Linked DNA regions of Mus musculus: regions 1, 2 and 3 are each linked to region 4. A link is a contact called in ENCODE Hi-C data. All regions are on one chromosome and are shown on one strand. The core of a region is the stretch at or near the end of the contact, and the rest is flanking DNA. Distances in the headings are between cores, read along the strand shown. Region 1 holds the start of Aifm2 (apoptosis-inducing factor, mitochondrion-associated 2). Region 2 holds the start of Vmn2r83 (vomeronasal 2, receptor 83). Region 3 holds the start of Syt1 (synaptotagmin I). Region 4 overlaps E030030I06Rik (RIKEN cDNA E030030I06 gene).

Region 1 (7,138 bases), core at 2,668-5,167, about 40 Mb after region 4:
ACTTAAGGCCGGGACGGGTTGTCCTGGTCATTTCAGTGGGGTGTCATGGTTACATGTTTCAGGGCAGGTGGAGCCTGACCAGGAGCTGGTTCCAATGCCTGCTTTCTCAATTGTGAGATTTCCAAGGTTTTTTGAAACCACTTCAACCTTACTGGTTCTTCTGTCTGGTGGCACGCGGTCCACTTGTCCCACAGACACCAAGTCCCCTTAGAGCTGGAGATGACTCCAGGCACCAGTGTCTTCTAGATAAGATTGGTCACAACAGGTTCCCACATCAAGAGCACAAAAGGGTTTTTTTTTTTAAATTAAAAATTTATGTATCCATGTTCTTTGTCTTTACATATGTCTGTACACCACATTATATGCCTGGCGCCCTCAGAAGCTAGAAGAAGAGACTAGAAGGCATCGGGTTCCTCTGGAACTGGAGGTTTAGGGGGTTGTGAGTTGTTGCATGGGTGCTGGGAATCGAATCTGGGTCCTTTGGAAGAGCAATAGTGGCTCTTAACCACTGACCCATCTCTCTAGCCTAAGATCTTGTTTTAAAACACACACACACAGAGAGAGAGAGAGAGACAGAGAGAGACAAAGAGACAGAGAGAGAGACAGAGAGCTGGAGGTGAGGGTGGGGTAATCTTGGGCAATGTAGTATAAAATAGCTAGGTATAAAATATCTGTTATCTGTAATATTTCAAGCAGCTGGGTGCTAGGCACAGTGTTTAAATGTCTTATAGATATGCAGTGTGTGTGGGGGGTATTGTCTTTTTTTTTTTTTGAGACAGGGTTTCATGTGTAGCTCTGACTGTCCTGCAGTTCACTCTGTAGACCAGGCTGGTGTAAAAGTCACAGCTATCCTCCTGCCTCTGCCTCCCAAGTGCTGGGATGAAAAGTATGAGCCAAGAAATACCTTTTGACTCCCAAAACAATCTAGGCTATTGCTGTTGCCCTTGGCTGCCTCCCAGAACTTGAAGGTATGACTCTGTTGCTGAAGACACCACACACTTTGGGCATAGAACTTGGAAGAATGGAGCTGGAGCTGACCTGGAAGCCTCTCTGAGGACTGGCCCTCACAGTAAGGTGCCATGCAAGCTGCCAGAGGAGACAAGCAATCAGTAGTGCTGCCCATCTGTAAAGCCTACAGATCACCACAACACCCAACAGGACAGGACATGGTACAGCAGAGGAAATGTTATCATCAGCGTAACCAACAATGTCTGATTAGACTCGAGGTCTATGGGATGGTAGGGAATGCGTCCCTGGTACATAGGCAGATGACCGTGGCACAGACCCTAGAGGAGGACACAATGTTGCCATTTTCCTCAACCATTCTAATTCTGTCTTTTAAATACTTAGCTTTACATCCACAGATTAAATGTAGCTCTCGTGCCTTTTCAAAGAAACTTCCTTTTTGCAACAATCTAGAGGCTGTTACAGGGATCCACAACTGATCAAAAGGCAAAGTAAAACTAACTACAGGGTAACATCTACCACACTACTGCTCTACCTAAGGCTCAGGAAGCCGGAAGAAGGAACAGGATGACTGTAAGAGCCAGAGGTCTTCAAAGCTGTGATGTAGTGTCTTCTTCTTCTTCTTCTTCTTCTTCTTCTTCTTCTTCTTCTTCTTCTTCTTCTTCTTCTTCTTCTTCTTCTTCTTCTTCTTCTTCCTCTTCCTCTTCCTCTTCCTCTTCCTCTTCCTCTTCCTCTTCCTCTTCCTCTTCCTCTTCTTCTTCTTCTTCTTCTTCTTGATTTGCCTATTTTATGTATATGAGATACTATAGCTGTTTTCAGACACACCAGAAGAGGCCATCAGATCCCATTACAGATGGTTGTGAGCCACCATGTGGTTGCTAAGAATTGAACTCAACCTCTGGAAGAACAGTCAGTGCTCTTAACCACTGAGCCATCTCTCCAGCCCTACTTAATGTCTTCTAGACATGGTCCTGCCACAAAATCTTAATAGGATTGCTTAAACAAGGCCTGCAAATAATCACACCAGGTAACATGCTGTGCAGATGGGGAAATTTCATAAGGCCCCATCTCTAAAGTTAGCAGTTAGTGGCTTCAGAGAGAGAGAGAGAGAGAGAGAGAGAGAGAGAGAGAGAGAGAGAGAGGTTGATTATGAGGTTTCTCTAGGGAAACCTCATTCTGCTGACATTACCCATTCCCAGATGGTTACATGTTCATAAGGGAAATATGAAACGGACTTAGTGAAGGGAGGGGAGCTTGGAGGTGGCTCAGAACACCCCCAGGCACCAAAGGAGAGTTATTACCCCAGAAGATCAAATTGGTGGAGGGTGGGGAGCTGCCTGTGGATGGGACAAAGGCAGCAGCAGGTGTCTCTGAAGGACAGTTTTTAAGGAGAAAAAGGGGAAGTCTGTACTCAGATGAGTTGGTGAATCCTGACTGGACAGTTAGCCAGTGCAGCCAAATCATGAATTTTGATGGCTGGACCTTGGTGTTCAGTCTCAGAAATGAGTCAGAGGCCAGTTAGGGGAGCCGACCTTGCGGGGCTAGCTTTAGTAATGATCTAAGGATTTAGCCAGGAGAGGGAAGGGGAAAGGGTAAAAGCTGCTGGTACCATGTATGTCGTGCCTGGGCCTGTTGGAGCCCTTCAGGTAGCTTCTGTCTCTGTCTGTTTCTGTGTGTGCAACAGTAGCAATTATAGAAGACAGGATGGAAATGATGGAAATGTTCATGTGTGAAATTCTCATCAAAACAAGTGTTCAAAGCAAAACAAAACAACCAACCAAATAAAGAAATGCTACCTACTGCCTATGTATGTTTGAGACAGGGTCTCTCACTGTAGCCCAGGATATCCTTGAACTTGTAAACCTCCTTGTCTCAGCCTCCCCAGTGGCTGTGGGTACAAGCATGAGTTAGTACACCCTGCTCAGGTATGTACGTGACCTCACGGACACTTGCCTACTGCCCCTAGGGTAGGGGACAATATCTGCTTGGAGACAGATGCCCTATCGTTCCCCTATGTAGCTTCGAATGCTCTGGCTTTCCTATCTCTGGCATCCTTCTGTGACTTGGCACACATGCTTGCTTCTCTCCCTTGCTCAGGGCTGACTTCAGTATGGGAGAGAGGCCTGAATACTTTTTGATCTCCAAGCTTCCTTACAGCAGTAGGTGACAGGAGATGTGGTAGTGTTTTGTTTGTCTTCTTGTTGTTGTTGTTTTGTTTTGTAGGGTTTTTGAGACCTGGTTTCTCTGTGTAGCCCCTGGATGTCCTGGAACTTGCTCCGAGTTGGCCTCAAACTCAACAGACATCCTCCTGCCTCTGCCTCCCTAGTGCTGGGATTAAAGGCTGCACCACTGCAGTCTGTCAGCAGTGGTGGTTTGATGGCTTCATTTTTTTGACAGGATCTCAGGAAGTCCAAAGTGGACTCAGTAGCCAATTTCTAACCCTCTTGCCTCTACTTCCTAAATGCTAGGATTACAGGTATGCACCACCGTGCTCTGCTTCTGTGGGTAAGAAATCCAGGGCACTCAGGATAGGCAAACAGCTCCTGAGTCTTGTGTTAAACCCCTTCTTTCTCCAGGCTACCATATAACCAAAGGATATACCGGTTCCGCTCTCCATTTTAAAGCTCCAGTGCAGGACCAAAGACTGGGCGAACAGCAGGCGCTCAGTCCGTATGCACATGTGTGCAGATGGCAAAGCTAGTGTGTGTGTGTGTGTGTGTGTGTGTGTGTGTGTGTGTGTGTGTGTGTTTGTGTGTGTGTGTGTGTGTGTGTTGGGGAGGCTCTCGGTTGTCTCCCAGAAACCCCTGGCAAAACTAAGGCGCAGGATCTTGGCAGGCTGAGAGGCTAGCTAGGCTGCATCAGCGCTGGGAGTGTCCAAGTAGGGAGCGGCTGGTAGGCGGTCAAGGTCAGTTCCAGGGCAGCGGGAGGGGCGGGGCTCGGGGGCGGGGCTCGGGGCGGGGCTGCGACCCGGAGACAGTGATGGGCACGCCCCGACACGGGGCCTCAGCGCCGGAAGACGCGAGGACCAAGGACCGCTACAGGTGAGGTCACTGGGGATCCTTGTTCCCTCGCGCGGCGTGGGGTACACTAGGGGCATGACAGGGGCCGCGGAATTAGGAGGGGGCCGTTGCCTAGGATACTTAACGCCGGTCCGGAGGACCAGGTTCCTCGGGATTCATTGCTCCTCAATGTCCGCTAAATCTGTCCGGGAAGAACTTGGGGTCTTGGGAGGGGGAAGCAGGACGCGCAGGGGTAGCGGGGCAGGCGTGGCCTTGATCTTGGGAGGGTCTCAGACAGAAGGACTGAGGTGTCTGAGTGCAGCGGGAGACCCTTAGGAATCTCAGAGAAAGTGAGTAGGGTTACCCAGGGGTGCATTGGAGGCCTGCTTCACCCCGCCCCCCTGTGAAATAGGGGTTCTGTTAGAAAAAGCGAGACCAGCAATGACTGAATCCCCTTCTCTTCTCTCTCTCTCTCCCTCTCTCTCTTTCTCTCCTCCCCCTCTCTCTTTCCCTTTCCCACTCTCCCTCTCTCTTACTCTTTCTTCCTCCCTCCTCCCCCTCTTCCCAGGCACCCTGTTCTTTCCAAGACCACACACTCCACACATCCCCATAGCTCACTAAGATAATTTTGACCCTGGGATTTAGGGGTGTGGGGGGGGAATGCTCAGCTGTCTTAAGAGCTGAGGCCCCCGGGGGAGGACAGGTGTAGTTTGGAAAGAAACTTCCAGATCTCCCCACTCAGCACCTATGAACCAAGGCTAGCATCAGCTTCTAACATGAGCCTGTGTCCCCTGCCAACACACCCCAAGTGCTCAGCCACACTCTCAAGGGACTGCATGTCAACACTGGCCTAAGTCACCTCCTGTTCACTAGAGCTGGGCCTATCAAGTACTGTACAGCCAGTGGGCCTTGTCTGGAGGGAGATGCAGGTTGGCAATGGCCAGGGATGGGCAGGTCACTTGGGGTGTGTGTGTGTGTGTGTGTGTGTGTGTGTGTGTGTGTCTGAGTGCAGGAGTGTCTATGCCAAAGTGAGTGCTTCTTTTCCTTCTCCTCTTCATTCTATCAGCCAGTCCCTTTTAGCATGGGGTGTTTTTCAACGGTATATCTAGGGGTGCATTCCTCAGCAGCTGTCCCTAGAGTGCTCACTCTCAGCCTGGTCTTTGGTGTCCAAAGAGGGGAGCCATCGCCTCCCTTCCCCAGTGGAAGAGGGGACAGATATCATAGCCTATTGAGTCACACTTCAGGAGCCTCTTCTGCCTCGAGGCCACAGTGGAGATGTGGCTACCCTGTGTGTCAATGTTGAAATTTTCCTTCCTGAGAAGCCTGGATGACTCAAAAGGCTGGGTGGTGATTTTTGTGGCGGAGACAGCAGGGTGGCTTCACTTTGGCCTGGGTGCACAGGGTTCCTGTTGTGTGTTGTCTGAAGCTTGACCTCTGAACAGCTATGGCAGAAATGTGTTCCACTAGATTCCTGAAGGTCTCTTTACACCGGGTTCAGGCTGCCTGTCTGGCAGAGAGGACGGTTGATAGGCAAGTTCAAGTGTGAACCACCACATTGTGTATGTGTTTGTACGTTTTGGGAGATGGGGCAATTGGTAAATTACTTAGAAATAAAGTTTTTTTTTTTTTTACCTGGGATGGGCAGGGAGACGGGATGGGGCTTCATGTAGCCCTTCGCAGCCTCAAACTTACCATGGGCCCAAAAATGGCCTTGAACTTCTGATTCTCCTGCCTCCACCTCTCTAATACTGGGATTACAAGTGTGCACTACCACACCTGTTTTACTCGATACTAGGAATTTAACCCAGGACTTTGTACATTCTAGGCAAACACCCCACCAACAGATCACTTAGCACTTAAAACTTCTTTTAAACCAGTAGTTCTCAACCTATGGGTCTCCATGCCTTTGGGGGTCTGAATGACACAAAAGTCACCTGAGGCCGTCAGAAAACACATATATACATTTTGATTCATAACAGTAGCAAAATTACAGCTATGAAGTAGCAATGAAAATAATATTATGGTTGAGGGTCACCACAGCAGGAGGAACTGTATTACAGGGTCTCAGCATTTGGAAGGGTGAGGACCACTGTTTTAAGCTATTATTTCTGAACCCAGTAGTTATAATTGAGGTTCTCTGTACTTCCTTGCTGGAAGTTAAAGCTAGGGTCATCCACAACTCAACAGCTCTGCCCATAGCCTTAGACTAAACTTGAAAGTATGTCCAAGTTTAAAACCTTGCGCACAGATGTCCGTCCCCAGAGACACTGTTCACAACAACCGTGAAGCGAAAGCTAAAGTGTTGGGCAACGCATGGGAATTTGGTTTGGTCATATGATGGTGTTATTTAGCCATGTGAAGAAGGAACACTGACGCCATACAAGTCAAGGAAAGGAACCATATGAGAGGTTGTGTGCTGGATAACTCCACTTGCATAAACACGTAAGATAGGCAAATCTGTAGGACAAGGGCATGAAGAGTTACCAAAGGATTTCTCCAAGACAGGCTCTCCACACATTCCAGGCTGGCCCTGAACTCTCTAGCCTTCTACCTCAGTGTCCCCCGGAGTGCTGGGTTTATGGGCATGTCCCATCACACCCTGATGAAAGTTATTTGGATTGATAGCTGTGGTGGTTGTGCAATCTGGAAAGTATAGTAAAAGCTGCCAAATTACACTTTAAATGGTAACCTGTGTACGTGAATTATATTTGGTTAAAGAAATCATGGGGCTAGAAAGATGGCCTAGTGGCTAAGAGGACTGGTTGTTCTTCCAGAGGACCCTGGCTTGATTCCCAGCGCCCACGACAGCTCACAACTACCTATAACTCCAGCCCTAGGGGATCTGGACTGCATATACTTGCTACACAGACAAAACATCCACATAAGAAATAAATAAACGATTAAGGAAGAAAGAAATCATATAGTTATAGAGCCCTCTCACTGTTTTCTGTTTTGAGATTGAGTTTTACTCTGTAGGCCTGAAATTCACTCTTTTAGTTAAGGTTAGCCTTGAACTTATGTTCTGGGATCACAGGTATGATGTACCATCACTGGTAGCTTCCCTGTCTAACATGTGTGTGTGTGTGTGTGTATGTGTGTGTGTGTGTGTATGTGTGTGTGTGTGTGTGTGTGTATGTGTGTGTGTGTGTGTGTATGTGTGTGTGTGTATGTGT
Region 2 (6,466 bases), core at 1,930-4,429, about 57 Mb after region 4:
AGATATAAGATACAATTTGCTAAACACATGAAACTCAAGAAGAATGAAGACTGAAGTGTGGACACTATGCCCCTCCTTAGAAGTGGGAACAAAACACCCATGGAAGGAGTTACAGAGACAAAGTTTGGAGCTGAGACGAAAGGATGGACCATCTAGAGACTTCCATATCCAGGGATCCACCCCATAATCAGCTTCCAAACGCTGACACCATTGCATACAGTAGCAAGGTTTTGTTGAAAGGACCCAGATGTAGCTGTCTCTTGTGAGACTAGGCCAGGGCCTAGCAAACACAGAAGTGGATGCTCACAGTCAGCTATTGGATGGATCACAGGGCCCCCAATGGAGGAGCTAGAGAAAGTAGCCAAGGAGCTAAAGGGATCTGCAACCCTATAGGTGGATCAACATTATGAACTAACCAGTACCCCGGAGCTCTTGACTCTAGCTGCATATGTATCAAAAGATGGCCTAGTCGGCTATCACTGGAAAGAGAGGCCCATTGGACACACAAACTTTATATGCCCCAGAACAGGGGAACGCCAGGGCCAAAAAGGGGGAGTGGGCGGGTAGGGGAGTGGGGGTGGGTGGGTATGGGGGACTTTTGGTATAGCATTGGAAATGTAAATGAGCTAAATACCTAATAAAAAATGGAAAGAAAAAAAAAAAGAACAGCAAAAAAAAAAAAAAAGATGGCCTAGTCGGCCATCACTGGAAAGAGAGGCCCACTGGACACACAAACTGTATATGCCCCATTACAGGGGAACGCCAGGGCCAAAAACTGGGAATGAGTGGGTAGGGAAGTGGGGGGAGAGTATGGGGGACTTTTGGGAGAGCATTGGAAATGTAATTGAGGAAAATACGTAGTAAAAAAAATTTTTAAAAATAATAAAATTTTTAAAAAGCCCATGAACAAATGGGTTTAGTGCAGATTTCTATCAGACCTTTAAAGAAGACCTAATACCAATGCTCTTAAAACTATTCCACAAAATAGAAACAGAAGGAACACTATCCAATTCATTCTATGAAGCCACAATTACACTTAGACCTAAACCATACAAAGACATAACAAAGAAAGAGAACCTCAGACCAATTTCCCTTAAAAATGTAGATGCAAAAATACTCAATAAAATTCTTGCAAACTGAATCCAACAACACATCAAAACAATCATCCATAATGATCAAGTAGGCTTTATCCCAGGGATGCAGGTATGGTTCAATATATGGAAATCTGTAATTACATAAACAACCTCAAAGGGAAAAAAACTCCATGATCATTTCATTAGATGCTGAGAAAGCATTTGACAAAATCCAACACCCATTCATAATAAAAGTCTTGGAAAGATCAGGAATTCAACCCATACCTAAACATAATAAGAGTAATATTCAGCAAACCAGTAGCCAACATCAAACTAAATGGAGAGAAACTTGAAGCAATCCCACAAAAATCAGGGACTAGACAAGGCTGCCCACCCTGTCCCTACCTATTCAATATAGTACTCAAAGTCCTAGCCAGAGCAATTAAACAACAAAAGGAGATCAAAGGTATACAAATTGGAAGGGAAGAAGTCAAAATATCACTATTTGCAGATTAAATGATAGTACAATTAAGTGATCCCAAAAATTCCACCAGAGAACACCTAAACTTGATTAGCAACTTCAGCAAAATGTATGGATATAAAATTAATTCAAACAAACTGTGAGAACTAAAGGGGTAGGGGAAAGAGGGGGAAAGGAGGGTATCTGAAGCCCAGCCAGAGTTTCTCCTATGCTCTGGGCAGGCAGACACAGGAGGACTGCCAGGCACTTTCTACTCAGCCACAGGTGGGCATCTAAGCCACAGAATCCACTCCACAGGGAGTGGACAAGAGGCAGCCCCTGACCAGGGGCCCTGGGGCAACACCCTGTAGCCCCGGGGTTATGGGAAAGAGGGCAGAGGGGTGTGGGGGAACAGGGGGAGGGAAGGAGCCCACATCCAGCCAGAGCTTCTAGGCTTTGGGCAGGCAGACTTTTTTTTCTTCAAATTTTAGTGTTGTTATAAATAAAATTTTGGGTCTAACATTGAAGAGATGTTTGGGCATTAAAATGTTTATCGTCTATACACTGTTTCAGATTTTATGTGGTTCAGCTTTCATGACAATGAAATTAACATGTAATGCAACCATGTTAATGCTACATTAACATGTAATACAAAGTATTTACACTGCCCTAAAATTATATTGTGAGCTAGGAAATAATCATTGCTTATGATATGCTCATACAGTAACTTCTTGAAAGGAACGTAGAGATCCTCTGCACCTATTCTTCCTAGACATGGATGTATCTCCCTTATGTCAAAAAAGGGCAATGAGCGGTACAAAACCGTAAGGAGGGTAATGTGGATCTATAAATTCAATGTTCCAACATGGATAAAAATAGAGAACAATAGCAAAGAAAATCAAAATTAAGACAAAATTATTATCATGATTTCTACATTGAAATTCAGTTATAAATCTGAGGTGATAAATTCACCTTGACAGTGGTTACCTGAAAATGAGACACAAAGTGTCTGGTGCAGAAGACTGATGAAATATTCATATGTAGCTATGTATGTATCATAAACAGAATGGTTTCAGAATCCTGAGATAGGAAAGTAAAATATTAACAGAAGAATGAGAGTATTAAGTTTTATGCAGCCTGGTGCTCCTTTAACTTAGTTCATCAGCTCCTGGTCTGGATCTTTCCTTGTCTGTCCCTACTGGGCTTTTTTCCATTAATGATTTCCTTTGGTGTTATGAGGGTGCATTTTCTTCAAGGGTTCTCACATGAATTCTAGCTTAGTAAACCCTTGTGGCTAAAAGCACAGAAGGAGAATCTATCCATGGGGTTTTGGAGTCTTAGAACAAATAATTGTGATTATGGCTGAAGAAAAATATGCTGTCTTAAACATTAACCTGTTTTTCACTGAGTGTTGTGTCCCAGATGGAGAGCCTGAAGCAAAAAGTGCTACCAAACTCTCAAGGGGTGGAGAAAAGAATCCATGCAAATATCTCAGGCTACTTAGAGTGACATACTCAGTCATCAAGTCAACAAAAGTATACTGAAAGCCACAAATGCATGGACATAAACTGTGTATGTATAAATGTGTTACATACCATGGACTGTACCATCCCATGGCCTAGAACTTGGCAGAAACATCTATTAATATGCTGTTCTCTTGCCTTTTTTTCACCTGGCTGCTACAAATGCCAACTCTCATCTGGACTTTTGCAACCTCATCCTGTCTATCTGAGTCAGAGTATCTACTACACCATGATGGGACTGTGGTCATTGGTGCATTTTTTCCAATTTTAAAGTCATTGCCTGTAAGTGAAACAATAGATTGGAAAACATTATCTTTTGACATAGACAATGTTTTAGAGTAAGTACTTTATATTGACTCATTTTTAAATATTCATGTTCCCTAGGTTAAGTGTGGATTTGAACATTACTGCAAGTATTTCTCATTATGAGGGTCCGTGTGTTCCCATCCAAGACCCTCTCTTTAATTCTAGTTTATTTGGTGATATCTTTGTGTCCTTTCAAGTGAGGAGAGAAATGTATCACTTCAGAGTTTTATGTTTCATATTTGATGGCTGCAATTTGTTCATTTTTCCCTGTGCTAACTGTAATTCCTCAGACTCAGAGCACATACAATATCAGCTCTGTGCTAAAGCCACTGTTGTTGACAGTGGTTTGACTCAGCACTTCAGATAATTGGGGAATTCCAGTCATGGTTGTGTTAGAGCAGACATTCAGTGACTTTGGATTTCCTCCTCCTGTTCTATAATAATAGATGTTGCTTGCCTCAGGTGCCTATGATTTGGGTATAGTAAGGACTGAATTAGAAATTTGTCTATATTCACCACTATTGTGTACCCAAAATTTTGCATAGTATTAAAAGTAATTCTTTCTCACATCTTCTGATATCAGACATTGTTTGCCATCTAACCCTACTCAATCTGTATATTTCCATTATACATTACATGACTTTATGAATTTATTCATACAAACATAATTTATGAGTTTATGTCTACTGAGAGCTCCTCCTCAGACAGCCTTAAATCTGCAAGGACTGCAGATCTAAACAGTTTGGTTCAATTTCATTGGTGACTTTAGAGAGAAATAATGATGTGCAATAGACTTTAAAAGCAATAAAGTGTTTTATCATGCTGACATTTCTATCACTGTGGGATGTACATAAATTAAAGACCTGAAATGGAGAAACAAAGCATGTTCTCAACTCTGAATTCAACCTGTGGAAAATGCTTGTAGTCAGTTGCTGGAAACTTGCTGAAGGAATGAGTGGAGTCTTGTGAATAAGGAATTACAACACCTTGCCTACAGCCTGGTATGATTATACATCATTAGGTCAAGAAAGTGCAGAATGGGAACAATTCAACAATAATATGGCATTAGAGAATTAAAATATATCTTCATATTTTATCTTAAATTTTAATTAAAAAGTTGATTAGACTAATCCAAAATTTCACAATTAGGTGAAATATTTCATTTAGACCTCTGCATGCACCAGGAATGTGTATTTTGTTTTGTTTCGTTTGTTTTTCGAGACAGGGTTTCTCTGTATAGCTTTGTAGACCAGACTAGCCACGAACTCAGAAATCCGCCTGCCTCTGCCTCTTGAGTGCTGGGATTAAAGGTGTGTGCCACCACGCCCGGCTGGGATATGTATTTTTTAATTTTGCAAGAATTTAGGCTGCACTTGATTCCTCTTTTCCTCTATCTAGTTTCTCTATCTCAGGAACTACTATGTACTATACACTATGTCTCTCCAGAAAATGTTAGTGGAAATCTGTCTGAGAGAACACAGTTGCAGTAAAACAAATTTAAGTGCCTAGCTCATCAAATATGAACATTTGAAAAATGGCTTGTCTCAAAAATAAGAAAATAAAATTCTGAGATAGAGCCTTTTTCAATTTCTTCCATGTATGATAAATATATTTGCCTTGTGTAACAGGTTTTAAAAGTATCTAGTTATGTACAAGACAGGGTATATGAATGATATACATTAATATCTACTAAACTTTATTCATGCTTCTGATTAAATCCTTTATAATACAGTGAGGGAGTGTATAGTCATTTTGAAACAGGAGTATTCTGAAAGTCTTCTGTCCATTTTCCTCATATTCTGGTTCTATGTCTACAAGTACACACATCATGACTACAATAAACAAAAAAGTTCATGTGTTTTAGGGTGGCTGGCCTTATCTACCTCAACGCAGATGTTTCAATTTATCTGTGTGTAATTGAATATCATTTTATTTTCATTTTATATAATTAATTCTACAACATTTTAGTATAAGATATTCATAGTTTAAGTGCAAAGGTATTTTGGATACAGAAACAAGAGAAAGACAAGCTTGAAAACTCAAGCTAAAATGTTTCACACAAAAAAATGAAGTCTGAATATTTGATCCATTTTCTGTAGGGGCAGTTTTAAACTATAACATTATTTCAGCAAAAATATAACTGTTTATATTATCAGGTACAAGAGATTTTTAAGCAACCACCCTCAAAATCCTAATTATTTAAGTGTAGCATCTTTCATGTAAGCTCATTTAAATTCACAATCTAATAGTCCAGTATGATTATGGAAGTCATAGACCATGCTTATAAATTAAACATAAGAATGAGTTCTTATATGAATATAGCATTAATATTTATTATGTTTTGAAGATGTTTGCATCCTCCTTCAAGACCTTCTTTTTACTTAGTCTTTCAAAATCTGTTGATTATAGCATGACTATCTTTACATTCTTGTTAGTATTTATAGGTTAGAACATGTCATGTTTATATTTTGGGTCTGGTTTACCTCCCTTGGCATAATTTTTTTTCTAGTTCCAAATTCTACAATGTTATTTTTTAAGCTCTGATTGATATTACATTGTGTAAAAGTACCACATTTTTATTATCCCTTCTTTGGTTGAGGGATATATAGATTGCTTCTTGATACTATCTCTTACACATTAAGGTGCTAAGAACATAGTTGAGCAAGTGTACTTGTGGTAGAATAGAGTCCTTTTTACTTATGTCCAGGAGTGGTATAGATGATTCTTCAGGAAGATCAATTCACAATATTTTGCATAAATATATGGTTTATCAAGAGACTTGTACAATTTTTCCCTCAATGGAAGAGGGTTCCTTTTGTTCTACATTCTCACCAACATGAAGTACTACTTTGTTTTTTATCTTAAACATGCTGACATATATGTGATAGAATCTTAGAGTCATTTGATTTGTATTCTATAAAATGTGGCATATACTGAGACCATAACCATTCATTGAAGATCATTTTTTTCAAATTGTATATTTTTGGATTCTTTATAAAAAAAATTCAGGTGTCAATAGGTGTTTGGATTTACATCAAGGTTTTCAATTCAGGTCTATTAATCAATCTTTCTACATTTTTTGCTAACACGGTATGCTTTTTTAA
Region 3 (6,893 bases), core at 4,172-6,671, about 87 Mb after region 4:
AAAGGCCATTCTCACTGCATGCAAAATTCTACATCTCTTGTTTAGCACAAACAGTTGAGAACTAGATGGTAATTTTTATCTTTGCCTGCGTCATAATTTTCTGGAGATCTGTTTTGGCATAGTGCCCCCCCCCCAGGCACCCAATCAGTACAACAACCGTGCTCTCTGCAGTTAAGACGGTTACAGAAATAATCACCACTCCCCCTTTATTCCTCATACCGTAACCACTGAGATGACACTTTTGTAAGTCCTGTGTGGCTATTTAGAGAATCAAAACCAAGTCAAAGAGAATTGGAACTGATCTCCGCAATTCAAACTTGAAGTAAAGATAAGTACAAAAATTACAGAGGTTGTTGTTTATGAGCTTTGAGTTTCACAGAGCGGTGGCCAGAAACTCATAACGGTATCAAAAATGTGCTTGTAACTCTAAATTAGTTTTTATCGTCTTTACTAAGTGTCTTAAGTATTGTTTTCAAATGAATGGAAACTGACTGTTATCTTAAAAGATCCCTTTGCTAAGAGTTTTGAAGGTTATATTTTGCAGTGCACAAACAAGACTTTCAGCATTATTATTTCTACAATGCAGCAATTTCTTTTTCTTATGCACTTTAAGGCATGTATGTCCAACATGCCTCAGGCTGCATAGGTCCCAGGACACACCTATGAATGCAGTCTAAAACACATTTATAGATAACAATGACATTTTACAATGGCGGACAGCCCTAATTTAGAATGAAAGCCTTCTGGATTGCGATATCATAACTTTAAGGAAGTGTATGTTCCCACTGATAATGGATTCACTTAAGTATGGTGCTATTTGTGTGCCAAGGTATCATTGCTTACTTTAGAGCCAATGGAATAACATCTCAAGACCTCTCTGTGAATCTAAGGGAGAAGAGCCATTCCCTTTTGCTGGGACAGATGAAAATTCTCTTGAGGAAATTGCACATGTAAAATGAAAAGGTCTGGATGAAGTTTATGTAACCAAATGAAAAATGTAAGTCCTTCCTTGAAGAATTTAGACGTGAAGATACCACTCTTTTTTCCCCACTCGAAAAAAAGCAATACTAGCCATGTCATCCAATTCCATAAAACGAAAAAAATGAATGAACATGTTACCTAGAAGCAAATGGTCACTGAAACATCTGAAAAGCCACTACAAACAGACGTTATCCTCGATTATGTCCGAATCAAACAACATTATGATGTCAACTTCTGCTAAGCGTATAGAGAGGAACATCTTCTTATACCGAGAAGTCATTCCATCCCTTCTTCCCCGGTCGTGGGAAACACATGCCAGTGAAAGTGAAGCTCTTGGAGCACATATATTTTGTCTCTAGGTATCATAGGCTTTCTACCCAAAGTCTCATTAACATATTGCTAAAATGTTGTTACCTTCCTTTGACTGGTACTAGAAAAGTGAGTACCCCAATTTTCCACCTACTATAAAATACTACCCATTACATTCTCATCATTTAAAAAATATTACATAATTTTAGGATATGTGTATAAGTATGAAAATTATATACATATATATATATATATACAAATTAAAATTATGTATTTATACTCATTTGTTTTATCCGTGTATAAATAGATTTGGCTAATTTTAATGAAAATAAAATTCAGCTAGGAATCATCTTGTATCTAATAAATTTTCAATGCAGATACATTCATGACTAATAAATCATCAAAATACTTAAAACACAAGTGGATCAGATATTTAATGAGAAAAAAATTACATTTTTGTAAAATGTTTGTAAAACTATAACTACATTATAATTTGGCATAACGTCCATGTTTCGCCTGGGTTACCCATACTATTAGATAAAATTCTCTATTATATAATCAAATAGTCTTATTGTGCTTTTCTTACCCCCCAAAACTGCATAATAATTACCATTAGGAAGATAAATACCATGTCACAAATTAAAATTAATAATAACCCTTCCCAGATGTTGCATAAACTGGGAAGCACGAGAACCAGGTTTGAGATTTAAATAAATTTCCTCCTTAAATCTAAATTCTTTCCCATAAGATGGCTATGAGAATCTGTTTTGGGGATATACTCTAAATTGATTTAATATAATGACATCAAAAGAGACTACTTGGTATTATTTCAATGTGTTATTAGACTATCAGGAAGTTCAAATTAACTTTCAGATTTCCAAGGCATTCCTCATTTTATTTATTTATCTCACAGCCCATTTTGCAAACAAAATTAAGACAAACTACCATTTCCTAGTTTTATTTTTGTTAGCATCACGTCTAGTATGCATATCTGAGAAAGGAAATAGCACGTTTTCTCCTTTTTAAAAAAACTGATTAGAACCACCTAATAATTTAACCAGCTAGGATAGCTAACACTGTCTATGTAGACACAAGGTTTGAAACTAATATTGGTTACTATCATGTGGTATTTCAGGACTAGGATTTCCCTTCTACAGTTGCAGCCTTCAGTTCTGATAAACATATCTTAAATTATAATTGTCATATCCACTCTTAAGCATTACTAAGACTTACTATACCATCATCTTAAAGGGGAAAGATTAGGAGTGTATAAAATTGTGAGCATAAATTTCCTGTATCATTTAAATTCATTTAAAGTCTTCAATCCGTTCATAACATCTTACAATTAGATATGACTTGCAGGACATGAAGGCTCAATTTTTTTCAGAAGTATATGAAAAAAATTTCACATTCATAAACATCTCTGTACACGCAGTTGATAGAATTAATATTTTACACAGAGTCATGCAAACAAATCCAAGCCCACGTTTTCACATCTCCCCGGTACAGTGCAAAAACACGCAAACAGAATCTTATTTTGTCCCCACGGGAAGCTACTTCTTTCCTTTATGTCTTTTCATGTCTAAACTTGTGAACTCAGCTGTACACACACATGAAGTAATTAAGTGATTATTCTTTTGTCCTTGTACCCAAAAAGTGTTCCCTCTGAAGTCATAGATCTCAGCAGAGACACTACATTTTCAAGTCATTTAGAGGTCTAGCTTTAGAAAAATCTCCTGTGTGCCTCTACACGAGTGGTATGAGTGTATACATATGGTGTATGTGTGTGGTGTGGGGAGTGTGCGTGTGTGTGTGTGTGTGTGTGTGTGTGTGCGCGCGCGCGTGTGCGCGCGCACGCTCACTTGCTTAGGTGCATGAAGTCTGCTAAGGTAGGTGAGATCAAGAATAGAAAACGGTTTTGAAAACAATGTACAATATTAATATTTATCAATATACAAGTCAATATCACTGATGCCACATGAAGTCGGTTCTTTCCTAAGTTTGTGTAGAAACTTACAAGTTAAAGGTGTGTGATTGAAAAGACCTACCTGCGGTACCCAGGCTGGTGTGGGAGTTGAGAGAGACTTAAAAAGGGAAGACCCCCTCTTCTTATCTCAAATGGGCATTTAGAAAAAAAAAACCTACGACTTGGCGTCTCTCCTGATACATCAGAAAGATTTATCTTGGAACCAGCATCTCCTGCTTTCGCTTTGCTCCTGCAGAACCCGGTTGCATTGCCCTCCTGTTACATAGAACTGGATATTTCCCTTCGCTACCGCCTCCCCCCCCCCCCCAGCTGATGGTAATCGCTTATCAGTCTCCGAGGAATAATAGGAAAACAAAGCTTAGATCAGAGATGATGGAATTAGAGATTGCAGAAGCTATTGTCAAGACTCTGTCTAACAAGTGCGATGTGCTTGACCTGTTTCTCTGACAGTTATGGAAGTTGTTTCAATGGCTCTCTTTTTTAACATGATGTGAGAAGAGAAATGTTTCCCCCTTAAGATCTTTCAAATGTGAGACTATCTTCCTCCCATTACTTTCTAAACTTTCCTCTAGTCCAAGAGGATCCTGTCAACTGAACCTACATCTACCTCCTGAAGGGAACACGAAAACTGAAGAAACATCAATTTTATATCTATTTAGTGTTTTCATATTAAAAGAGTGTGTTGAGACTTGAATTTAGTATCTAGACAGTGACATGTGGAGGCAGCCTTTAAAAAGATAAAAAAAAATGAAATCTCATGCACAAAAGCAGTTTTAACACAAAAGTTAAACTTCCTGTGTTTCACCAAAGGGTTAAGGTTAGGGAAGTGGACATCAACACGTCCACAGTCCACAGAGGCTAACCAGATTAGCAAGATCAAAGTAAAAGTCAAGTCTCCTGATAATTCTGGTGTCACTTGGAAAGGTTTTGAAACTTCCCATGTTATTACCCTCCCACTATAAAGGCTACCTGGGTAAATCTCGGGAGGGTGATGATCTAGTTTTAATTTTTACAAACTCAACAAGCCCTCAAAGTTCAGACAGTGACCCTGAGGTGCTATCCCAAACTGTCAGCCCCACAGGACAGATGCAAACAAGAAGATTCTGATAGCAGGCACAGGAGAGCAGCAGCAATTAAGCAGTTGAAAGTGGGTTGGAGTGTTGGGTTATTTTTGTTCCATTTGTAGCCTCTTGCAAGGAGGAGATGGATTCAAATTTGACACTTCCTTTCTGAGAGCAGAAGCTGGTCTCCTTGTCTACTCTCATTCAGTTTAATTCCCTGTGTGGTTTCATCCCTTCCTGGACTCATATTTTCACACGGGGTTGCAATCTATCCTCCCTCCAACAGAAAGAAATCTTTTTTCTCTTCTTCACTGCCCTTCTTCCCTGTAAGAAAGACAATCCTCCACCCCCCGTTGGGGGTGGGGGGCTGTACTGGCTTAGAATAGGAGGAGGGGGAGGAGAGAGGGGGCTGGGGGGTGGAGGACAGAGGAGAGAATGGAAGAAGCAAGAAGATGGGGGATGCCCAACATCAACTCCTGGTTCTGAATCACCAGCCCTGTGCAAAGTGCTTTCCCCGGAGATGCACTTGTGGTCTTGCATTTCTCACAATAGGCTTACGGGGGGATCCCTCCCTAGGTCTCCCATCGCCACAAATCAAGTGTACCTACGTCTCTTCGACAGATTGAAGCGCAGAGGTACCAAGGTACCACCGAGGTGGCCGCGCTGCCAGTGGGGCTGCCTTACCTGGAGCGAGGACCGACCGGGAGATGGTGCGAGTCTTGGTCCCCGCTGCTCTCACCGCGGACCGGTGCGAGGCACACGAGTACTCTCTCGCTGCCTCCGCTCTCAGAGGGGCAGCCTGCAACACAAAAGGGGTGTGTGGGTGTGGGTGTGGGTGAGGTTTTCTAGGGCCACCAGCTGGTCCCAGCTGGCCGCCCCCGCCCTGCACACACCCCTTCGGGGACCTGAGCCCCCTGTTGGGTGAGCAGGACCCTGGGGGCTTGCCCCGGTTACAGCCTCAAGTTGCCCACTGCTAACTGCGGATGCTGTCGCTGCAGGAGGAGGAGGAGGAAAGACACTGGGGGCTGAACTCGGTCAGAGCATCCCCACACTGCAGCTTCTCCAGGAATCCCTCCAGTGAGGAGGCGGCCGCCCATCATCTCCCGGCCCCGGCTCTTGATTGGTTCCAACCAAGGTACGCTGCTCAGAAGAGCCAATCAGAGAGCACTGATAATAGGTGGCTCCTCTCAGGCAACGGAGCCCAGCCCAGTACTGTTAGAGTCTCTCCATCCCCACAGCGGACAGGGACCTGAGGAGAGGGGTTTAGGAGAGTGGCGGGGGTGGGGTGAACTAAGAGGAGACCAGATCCCAAAGAGAAAACACTAAAAGATAATTTTCTAGACCCGGTGGGTAGACTCGGGAATGCCCTCAACCTGTTCAGTAAGCCATAAGCACTGGATAAGAAGCAAGCCTAATACAAAGCTTTTTTTTAACTTTCAATCAAAACCTGCCTTGATACTGAGCATGCCCAGATCTACACAGCATCCTAGGAGTTTCGATATGTGTGAGTTCTAGGTTGAAAAGGTGGGAGCTGGGACGCGAGAGAGGCAGAAGTTTGTCTTTGGCCATTTGACACCGCGGAGTTGTGGGGAAGCAGGACTACTGAGATAGAGGTGGTCCTTCTTGCTTTGGGAGACCAGTCACATCATTCCGTCTGAACTCGAGTGGGAAGCCAGGCTCCGATAATGTCAGGGCAGCTAGATGTCTAGAGACCGCCCAGGAAGGGTGTGGTGGACCAGAGCTGTATGCAAGGTCCATCCATAGGTGGGGCGGAGGAGCGAGGCTCCACCCAGCTGCAGCTGCTAGGCAATGGAGCGAGCGCCCAGGGAGTTTCCATGCAGCGACCAATAAGTTTGGAGACTTGGGTCAAGTGCGACCTTGCTAGGCACGCTTTTTCCACCTTCTTGGGCTTGTGCTCGCCCCCCCCCCCCCTGTCTCCGTCTCTCTTCACCCCTTGCCCGCCCGCACGGTGGGGGACTAAAGGGCTTTCTCCCTCCTCTTCCTAGCTGAACCCTTCTGCTCGGAAGTAAGAAGCTTTTCCCTCGTGAGAGCAGCCGTGACCTGATTGTCTCTAAGCTCCTGGGCAATTTATAGCTTGGTAATACCGAGAGATGCCAAACAGGGAGGCTGAGAGGCTTGGACGGGAGGGCAGGCTGGCTGGCCCTGGGGTGGAGTCTAGCTCCCAAGGGCAGGAGCCTTTTACTCCACAGGTGAAATGCTTTCTTGTCACTAACAGAGATTTTTTTTTTTCTTTCCCACTCGCTTGACCTTGCTCAGTGCCCTCAGAACCTCTTGTTTTGCTTGGAAATCTTAGCAGTTTTTGTAAAGTTGATCAATAGCCACAAATGAGCACTCCCCTAATTGGGCTCTTTATTTTCCTGACAGGATGATCCTGGCATCTCAGGTAAGGAAATAAATAGCGATCGCAATTCCCCAAACTCATCCACTTTGAACTGGAGTTTCATTAACACTGGTGTGCAAAGGTAACTGTAGAGAGAATTCAATTAACAGTAACACATTTCTTCAGGTTTGTAATTAAATCTCTTCTATTTATA
Region 4 (7,396 bases), core at 1,635-4,134:
AAGTAATGGTCATGTATTAATGACTATTAAAGTAATTAAAGTAGTGGTCTAATTAGAGTTAAGAGCAGCCCAGACAAATCCATGGAAAATTATATAATGGAATTATTGGCTGAGAAATATGTATACAATATAGAGGATAGCTATCTGCCTAACTCTTGTGCTAACTAAGGCTTATCATAAATATAAAGGTTGTATGCATCTTTTATCCAGGAACTAAATGGTCAGAGGATGTGTAGAAATCCTGGGTTGAGATCAAATATTTTCTACCACACAAAACCAGATATCAGCACCTAGAATTACAATCTTACTTCCAGGGGACCAGCTCCAGCGAGGTTCTTCTTTCTTGTCAGTTATTCTTGAGGCAGCAGAGGGGGAAGAGCTTGGCAGAGGGGGAAGAGTTCCGTGGAGGGTAAGACTTTGTCTTACGACATATTTATGGTTGCTTTATAATAATAAAAACTTTACTTCTCTAAGTTACTATGCTACTGTATCTGATTAACTTATCTAAGTCTAAATTACTATGCTATTGTAGCTGACCTGCCCTCTGTGTTCATCTGAGGCCAGAGATTGTAGTCTCAGGCACTTAGCACCTCACCCTAAAACAGCAGGTAGGTTAGGGTTAGGGTTAGGGTTAGGGCCTTTTCCCTATTGTCCAGGCTAAGGGGAAGTTTGGAGCAATAAATTTCTATTGAACCAGGAAAAGAGAATAACACTCTCAAAAGGAAAAACTTTTACATAATCAAATATGCATAATCTCATATAAATTCATATACAGATTCATAATCAACACCTCCTAAGAGCAGCTCAAAGAGGCCTACGAACCAGGAGATTTAATGGTACCACACCAGTTCCAGGTGAGAGATGCAGTTCTTGTCCGATGATATCGAGCTGAGAATCTAAAACCTTGTTAGAAAGGCCCTTACATCGTGCTGCTGACCACCCCCACTGCTGTCAAAGTAAAAGGCATCTCTGTTTAGATTCATGCCTCTCACATAAAGCAAGCTCCTGAAAAATAAAACCCCCCTTGGTTGACCACCCTCATTTCTACTCTGATGGGCCCTCTAATAATTTTGCTCTTACTGCTGATGTGTGGCCTACTAAATCTTAATAAATTGGTGACCTTTATTAGAGAAAAAATTGGTGCCATCCAGCTGTTAGTACTAAGACAACAATACCAGTCTCTGCAGAACCTTGAAGAAGAGATTGCAGCTTAGTTCTAAGATTAGAACTAGTAACTAGAAGAAGTGGGGAATGAAAGATCCTGACAGAATGTAAAAGGTCACAGAAGCCCTGAAATTGGCAAAATAGATTTCTCTGTTAGCAGAACTAGCTTCACTGATTTAGAAAAATAGAGGTGCACAATGCTCTGGCCACTCCTTGAATTCGTGTGTCTGCCAATGTTCTAACCGTTCCTTAAACCCAGTTGTGTGCCCACTGCTGCACCTCACTGCCTGGTGTTTGTGATATTGGTTGCTGAGAAAGAGTCAGAAAATCTCCCCAGCAACCACAGCCCAGCCAATCCTGAGTTGCTACATACACCTGCACCAGACTCTTTCTTTGTACCCCTCCCATACCCATTTCTTGAGAATAGACATTGTTTAGATCTGGAAATCCCCTACTCCCCACTTCTCCCCAGGGCCTATAAAAACTGGGACCTCTTTCCCCTAGAGGTCGACTCCTCTACCTCTGTGTGGGATATGAGTTGTCCCCAGAGCTCCGGCTTTCCCCAAATAAAGCCTCCTGTGGTTTACATCAAGCTTGGTCTCTCCTGAGTTCTTGGGTGTCTGCTATTGTCCTGAGGCCTGAGCAAGGGGCTCCTCTCAGAGTCTTTCATTTGGGGGTTCATCCGGGATTGGCGTGACCACCCACGTCTCCGAAGACCCACTTGGAGGTGAAATTTTTTGTCTAAAATATTTCTGTGAGCCGGCGAGGTTCAGTGCTGAAATTTGCAGCCTCTACGTTTCGTGAGAAATGAAGACCTCTACCTTGGGATGAGGCACTGAGTGTGAACAGCAGAAGGGCTGCTGCTCGCTCTGGGGGGATGCCCTGAGCGAGAGGAAGGACTCCAGGAGTCTGTCTGGGGCAGAAAGTAAAGAGTTAATAGTCTTCCTAGATTGGAAGACTTAAGCACTTCCCTGACTTTTTTGCATTTCTGAGTTGTTTTTTGTCCGTTTGTCAGTGTGTGTTTGTTTTTTGTGTCTGTTTTCAGGTATTTGTCAGTGTGTGTGTGTGTGTCTGTTTTGTGTTTGTTTCGTGTTTTCCGTGATATTGGATGGACTGTAACGACCCCCACTAAGTTTGACTTTAGACCACTGGACTGAAGTTAGATCAAGGGCCCATAATCTTTCAGTAGAAATTAAGAAGGGACCTTGGCAGACTTTTTGCTCCTCCGAGTGACCGACTTTTAATGTAAAATGGTCACTAGAGGGGACTTTTGGTTTGACTCTTATCTTTGAAGTTAAAGCCACTGTTTTTCAGAGCAGACCTGGGTCCCACCTGGATCAACAGCCCTACCTCTTCTAGAATTCACTGCCATAAATCAAACCATAGATTCCCCATGCGTCTCAGAGCCCTTCCCCCTCTGCTCCCACGCGCACGGGTGGGTCAGCACAGCAGCAGCAGAGGCGGCGGTTAAAACCCTGCCTGGACCAGCATGCTTTCTGGCCCGGCTGTGACAAGGCGGGCAGGGCTCGCCCTGCCACGCCAACTCCTCCTCCAGCTGCTTTCGCTCCCCGGGTGAGCATGCAGCCCCAAGCCCGAAACAGAGCCTCATCTTCAACCCACAGCTCCTTCCCCTCTGCCCTATCTTCTGCTTCCGAAGGTCCCTGCTCCCAGCTCTGGGATTGCCGGCGGCAGTCAGAGGACCAAGGACCGGAGGCTGGGACCCAGAGCTGACAAGCCCAGAGTCCCCCAGCAGATGGAGCTCCTGACACCACTTCTGCCTTTTCCTTTGTGAGCTGTAGGCGACCTGCCCACTGACCACTCCTCTCAGAGACTTTCAGTCTTGGGTCGGACACAGTTTGTAGAGCAGGCTGTCCTCAAACCTGTAAAAGCCTGACTCTGCCTTTCCTTTTCGTTCTTTCTTTTTGTTTGTTTGTTTGTTTTATTTTTTGTTTTGTTTTGTTTGTTGAGACTCTGTAGAGTGAGGCAGGCCTCTAACTCAGAAATCCGACTGCCTCTGCTTCCCAAGTGCTGGGATTAAAGGCACTGCCTAGCCTGTTATTTTTGCTTTTTGTTTTTGAATAGTGAGAAACATGATCTATTTAGTCCTGTTGTCTGTAGAAGTTTGATAAGGAAGGCCATTTGGATTTTATTAAAGAGTTTTTGACTGATTGCATTTCAGCTTTCACTGAGTATCTTTCTTATGATCAGAAAGTAGAACTATAAATTTATTCTTTTGAATTATTTACTATCAAGTGCTTTTGTGCAGTGTTGCTATATTACATGGTTGGTTACATAGAATGAAGAGGTGGTGAAATCTATGTTTCTAGTTATCTGTGATGTCCCTGAGCAGGCTGGCTTAGTCTGGAACCACAGGTATCTGAAACCAAGTCTGCATAGAAAGTTTCTTGGAGTTCCAGAGTGAGTTCCAAGTCAGCCAGGGCTACACAGAGAAACCCTATCTCATAAAAAAAAAGAAAAATAATAATAGGAAGAAAGAAAGAAAGAAAGTAAGAAAGAAAGAAAGAAAGAAAGAAAGAAAGGAAGGAAGGAATGAAGAAAGGAAGAGAGAGAGAGAGAGAGAGAAAGAAAGAAAGAAAAGAAGAGAAAAGAGAACTCACTCTGTAAGCCAGGGTGACCTTGGACGCAGAAATCTGCCCAAGGTTAAAGGTGTGTGCCACAACTGCCCCAGCTCTACTCTAATTCTCTCTCTCTCTTTTTTCTGTCTGTCTGTCTGTATGTATGGAAGTAATATTAATCCATTAATATCTCTTTTTCCTAAAATTCATGTCACTTCTCCTTACTTTTTCTCTCTCACTCACTCCATGTTTGTGTGCATGTGTGTGTGTGTGTGTGTGTTAGTCTAGGGTACACAGATCAAAGAAATCATATTTCCCAGGGATTCTTAGAAATAAACAAGGAATTCTAACCATCATCACCATCACCACCAATAAAAAGGCTGTGGAAACTGTTTCATGTCCCTCTCCCCCACAGGTGAGGATGTAGCTGCTTAATACTCCATGTGTGTATGTGTTTCCATGGCCAGCTAGTACCAACCCCAGATTTGTGTTTCAGAGATCTTTACTTATTTATTTCTCATGCCTGGTCTTGAGTGGGTGGTAGGCCACCACACTTCCAGAAAAACAACATAAAATCAACTAACAAACCAACCCGAAAATGTAAAAGAATGGATTCATCTGGCATTTAAAAGTAATAGACTGCCGGGCAGTGGTGGGGCATGCCTTTAGTCCTACTACTTTGTAGGCAGAGGCAGACAGATTTCTGCGTTCCAGGCCAGCCTGGTCTACAGAGTAAGTTCCAGGACAGCCAGGGCTACGCAGAGAAACATTGTCTTGATCTCAGCACTGGGGAGAGGCAGAGGCAGAACTTACTTGAGAGGCCGGCCTGGTCTGTCTTGTATGTTTTTGCACCATGTACAGAGACTTTGCATCTCATAAATGAATGAATACAGAGAAAGATATTCATCCATCTATACATGCATGTGCGATGGCTCAGAGGGCAAAGCTGCTAGCTGTTAAGGTACAGGTAAACTATTAAGGCCTAGATCGAATGTGAAGGCCTACTTCAGATTAGATAAGGCCTAGGTAACCTCTTACCTGGCTAGCCTGCCATTTTGTGCTGTTAACTACTATTATAAGGACACTTTCTCATACCTTGTTTCTGCTTTTACTGCCCGAATTGATTACATATTCTTATTGGTTGTGTCCTCGGAAACCAATCATGAAAGAAGCCAATCGAACTGCTTCCTTTGTTCTATAGTAATCTGCAATAGGCTTGGACCCAAACTGACCACCTAGCAGCATTTCCTGTACTCACCCATGTATACACTTTTATGGCATTTGCTCTTAGAAGCTGCCCTGGGGCTGGACCCCCCCACCCCCAACACAAGAGAGACACCCACACCACCGATTCAGTGCACAGACTACTATGATTGGAGCTTTTTATTACTGTTGATTGTTGAGTATGTCTCTGAATAAATGAAATATAGTAGGTTAGGTCAAGCACCCCGAGCACTGGCTACTCTTCCAGAGGACCCAGGTTTGATTACCCAGCACCCACATTAAAGCTAACCAGCATCTGGAACTCCAGATTTCAATAGGAAACTCCTTTACAATAGGAAAACACTGCCTATTGGTTTATTTGTTCAAATGTACAATAGGCTATTTATAAATAAATGGATCTCCAGTGAAGTATGTTAAAACTGCAACTGTTATAAATGGAAATCTAAATGAGAAGAAAATAAGGCATATTTGATATGTAAATTGAGAACAAACATTCTGGTATGATAATAGATTTTTGTCCTCAAAACACAGAAACAACAAAATTATCCACTAAACACTAGTAAGACAGGAATGTAAAAATTAAGGAAGGGAGAAAAAATGTTTTCAAAAGGAAATCTTTGGAGATTGGTGTACTGCAAATGAGACTTCCTACCCACACTCCTGGTAGACATAAATACTGGCAACTGCCAACTGCTCAAGGCTGTCAGAGATCTAAACAGTGGGTCTGAAATAAACGAGAAGCATTATTTTTTAAAACAAGGATCTATCTCCGTGGATACTCGTTGACCTGAGTCTTAAACAAGAAGAAAACCACTAGAATTACTCAGATGTGTCTGTTTCCCTTTTACAGACCTCAATGTTCCTTGACTCCAAGTGAGGTTCATGACTTCCATGATGATATACTTACAAAGGAATACAACCACAGAGCTAAAACCTCATCGTTACTCATTTTCACTGAAGCAAGCACCCCCCAATAGATTATTCACCCACAAAATAACATGTTTATTTGTTGTGTCCGGCCAGCGGCTCACATGTCCGGGTTCTAGTCTGGAAATGCATCTTGGAATCTGGAAGAGAATAGGGGACTAGGCGAACGCGAGAATGATAAAACCAAGGCAGTCATTCTGATCAAGGTTCGATTTTACTAATTCCGACACTCAGTTATGAAGCAGGGGAAGGGGCCCGATTCCCGCCAAATCATCGTGGAGTAAGGTTGCAGGTGAACACGCGAAGGCTCCGGAACAGCTAGGACGCAGGCAGTGGGAGTGGCAGGATGATAGGGCGGCAAGCTCCGCCCCAATGCTCTCTAACACTGAAACCTGAGCAAACAGGTTTCAGGCTGGGGAGGGGAGGTTACATTTATTAATGAGGGCTCTCATGAATCAAGACCTCTGAAATCCTGGCTTTACAATTTACAATAAAATATAAATATATGATGTTCTTAAAGTCACACTTCTCTTCTTTTATATTCCTTACACATTGCTGAGAACTTTAAAAAGAGAAAACGAGAAACATTTCCTTAAATAATCGCAACACTACAAATCTTATTTTTCTTTGCCCTTAAAACTGTGACTAAATACTCTAATAATAATGTGCTCAAAACATTTATGGATTACAACCTTATCTTCTGGCAGACAATCACCATGGCATCAGAGCTATTCCTTGAATTTGAAGCCTTTTTATTGCTAATCTAGCAAACTTACAGTCTGGGGCGACATAGGTAACACTTACCTATGTCTCAGTGCACTGAACAGGAACACATACCAGTTTTCTGTTGATCCTGATATTCCTTCACTGACAGCAGAATTGTCTGAGTAGCCAACCAATGAATCAGGTGTCTTTCCTACAACTAGTTTTTAGAAAAGAGGTCTTTCCTCAACACTCGTTGAAATAAATGGAACTCAAGTTTTCGCACATGTTAGTGACTCGTCAAGGCCTTTTTATAGAGGTCAACTTGTGTGTCCGCAAGGGAAAATTTAACTGTATATATTGAGTGACTCTGACAAGTGTTCTGCGTGTCTCATCTACCCAATCAGCAAATTCCTGTAATTAAACTGTCACAAGCATAAGCGCGGCTTTGTAAAGCTGGGCAGGATAACTGAGGGAAGTAATAACTGAAATAAAGAGGAGATGGTCTCCTGAAGCTCATGCTGGATTCGAACTTGCCAAGCAGCTGGAATGACCCTGACCTCCTGCCTCTCCTGGCCCCCGAGTTCTGGTATTACAAGCATGCACCACCATGCCTTGCTTAGACAAATACATTTTAAAAGAGGTGATTTTTAAAAAAGAATGGAAAGAAGGAAGGAAAGAAGGAAGCCAGCAAGCTAGCCAGTAGTAGTGCACACCTTTAATCTTGGCACTTGGCAGCAGAGGCAGGCAGATCTCTGAGTTAGAGCCTTGTCTACAGACAGAGTTTCAGGACAACCAGAGCT

What was found. A loop is a pair of places that touch in the nucleus more often than their neighbours do.
Region 1: a map of T-helper 2 cell shows a loop between it and region 4 (136-fold over the local background). The contact joins the promoter of Aifm2 here to the enhancer-like site in region 4. A Hi-C loop is called at or near these places in 3 of 37 maps with a recorded cell type or tissue (T-helper 1 cell, T-helper 17 cell and T-helper 2 cell).
Region 2: a loop to region 4 is called in a map of T-helper 2 cell, with 118 times the contacts of the local background. The contact joins the promoter of Vmn2r83 here to the enhancer-like site in region 4. A Hi-C loop is called at or near these places in 2 of 37 maps with a recorded cell type or tissue (T-helper 17 cell and T-helper 2 cell).
Region 3: a loop to region 4 is called in a map of T-helper 17 cell, with 1117 times the contacts of the local background. The contact joins the promoter of Syt1 here to the enhancer-like site in region 4. A Hi-C loop is called at or near these places in 5 of 37 maps with a recorded cell type or tissue (T-helper 1 cell, T-helper 17 cell, T-helper 2 cell and 1 more).

Annotation. Positions count from the first base shown.
Region 1 is chr10:61,711,346-61,718,483 of GRCm38, forward strand. It overlaps Aifm2 (apoptosis-inducing factor, mitochondrion-associated 2), which reads left to right and starts at 3,918. Exons shown (of 10, transcript NM_001284300.1): 1 at 3,918-4,007.
Region 2 is chr10:79,465,779-79,472,244 of GRCm38, forward strand. It overlaps Vmn2r83 (vomeronasal 2, receptor 83), which reads left to right and starts at 3,180. Exons shown (of 6, transcript NM_001104537.1): 1 at 3,180-3,394. The coding sequence starts at 3,180.
Region 3 is chr10:109,005,554-109,012,446 of GRCm38, forward strand. It overlaps Syt1 (synaptotagmin I), which reads right to left and starts at 5,422. Exons shown (of 11, transcript NM_009306.3): 1 at 5,023-5,422.
Region 4 is chr10:22,138,212-22,145,607 of GRCm38, forward strand. E030030I06Rik (RIKEN cDNA E030030I06 gene) reads right to left here. Exons shown (of 2, transcript NM_001254745.1): 2 at 6,093-6,303. The coding sequence ends at 6,210. Among named protein-coding and RNA genes, the nearest start is that of E030030I06Rik, 7.4 kb to the right of the region's middle. Within about 2 kb of position 2,885, at least 1 of the 3 ENCODE cell types and tissues checked has a DNase peak (open chromatin) inside an H3K27ac peak, as active enhancers do.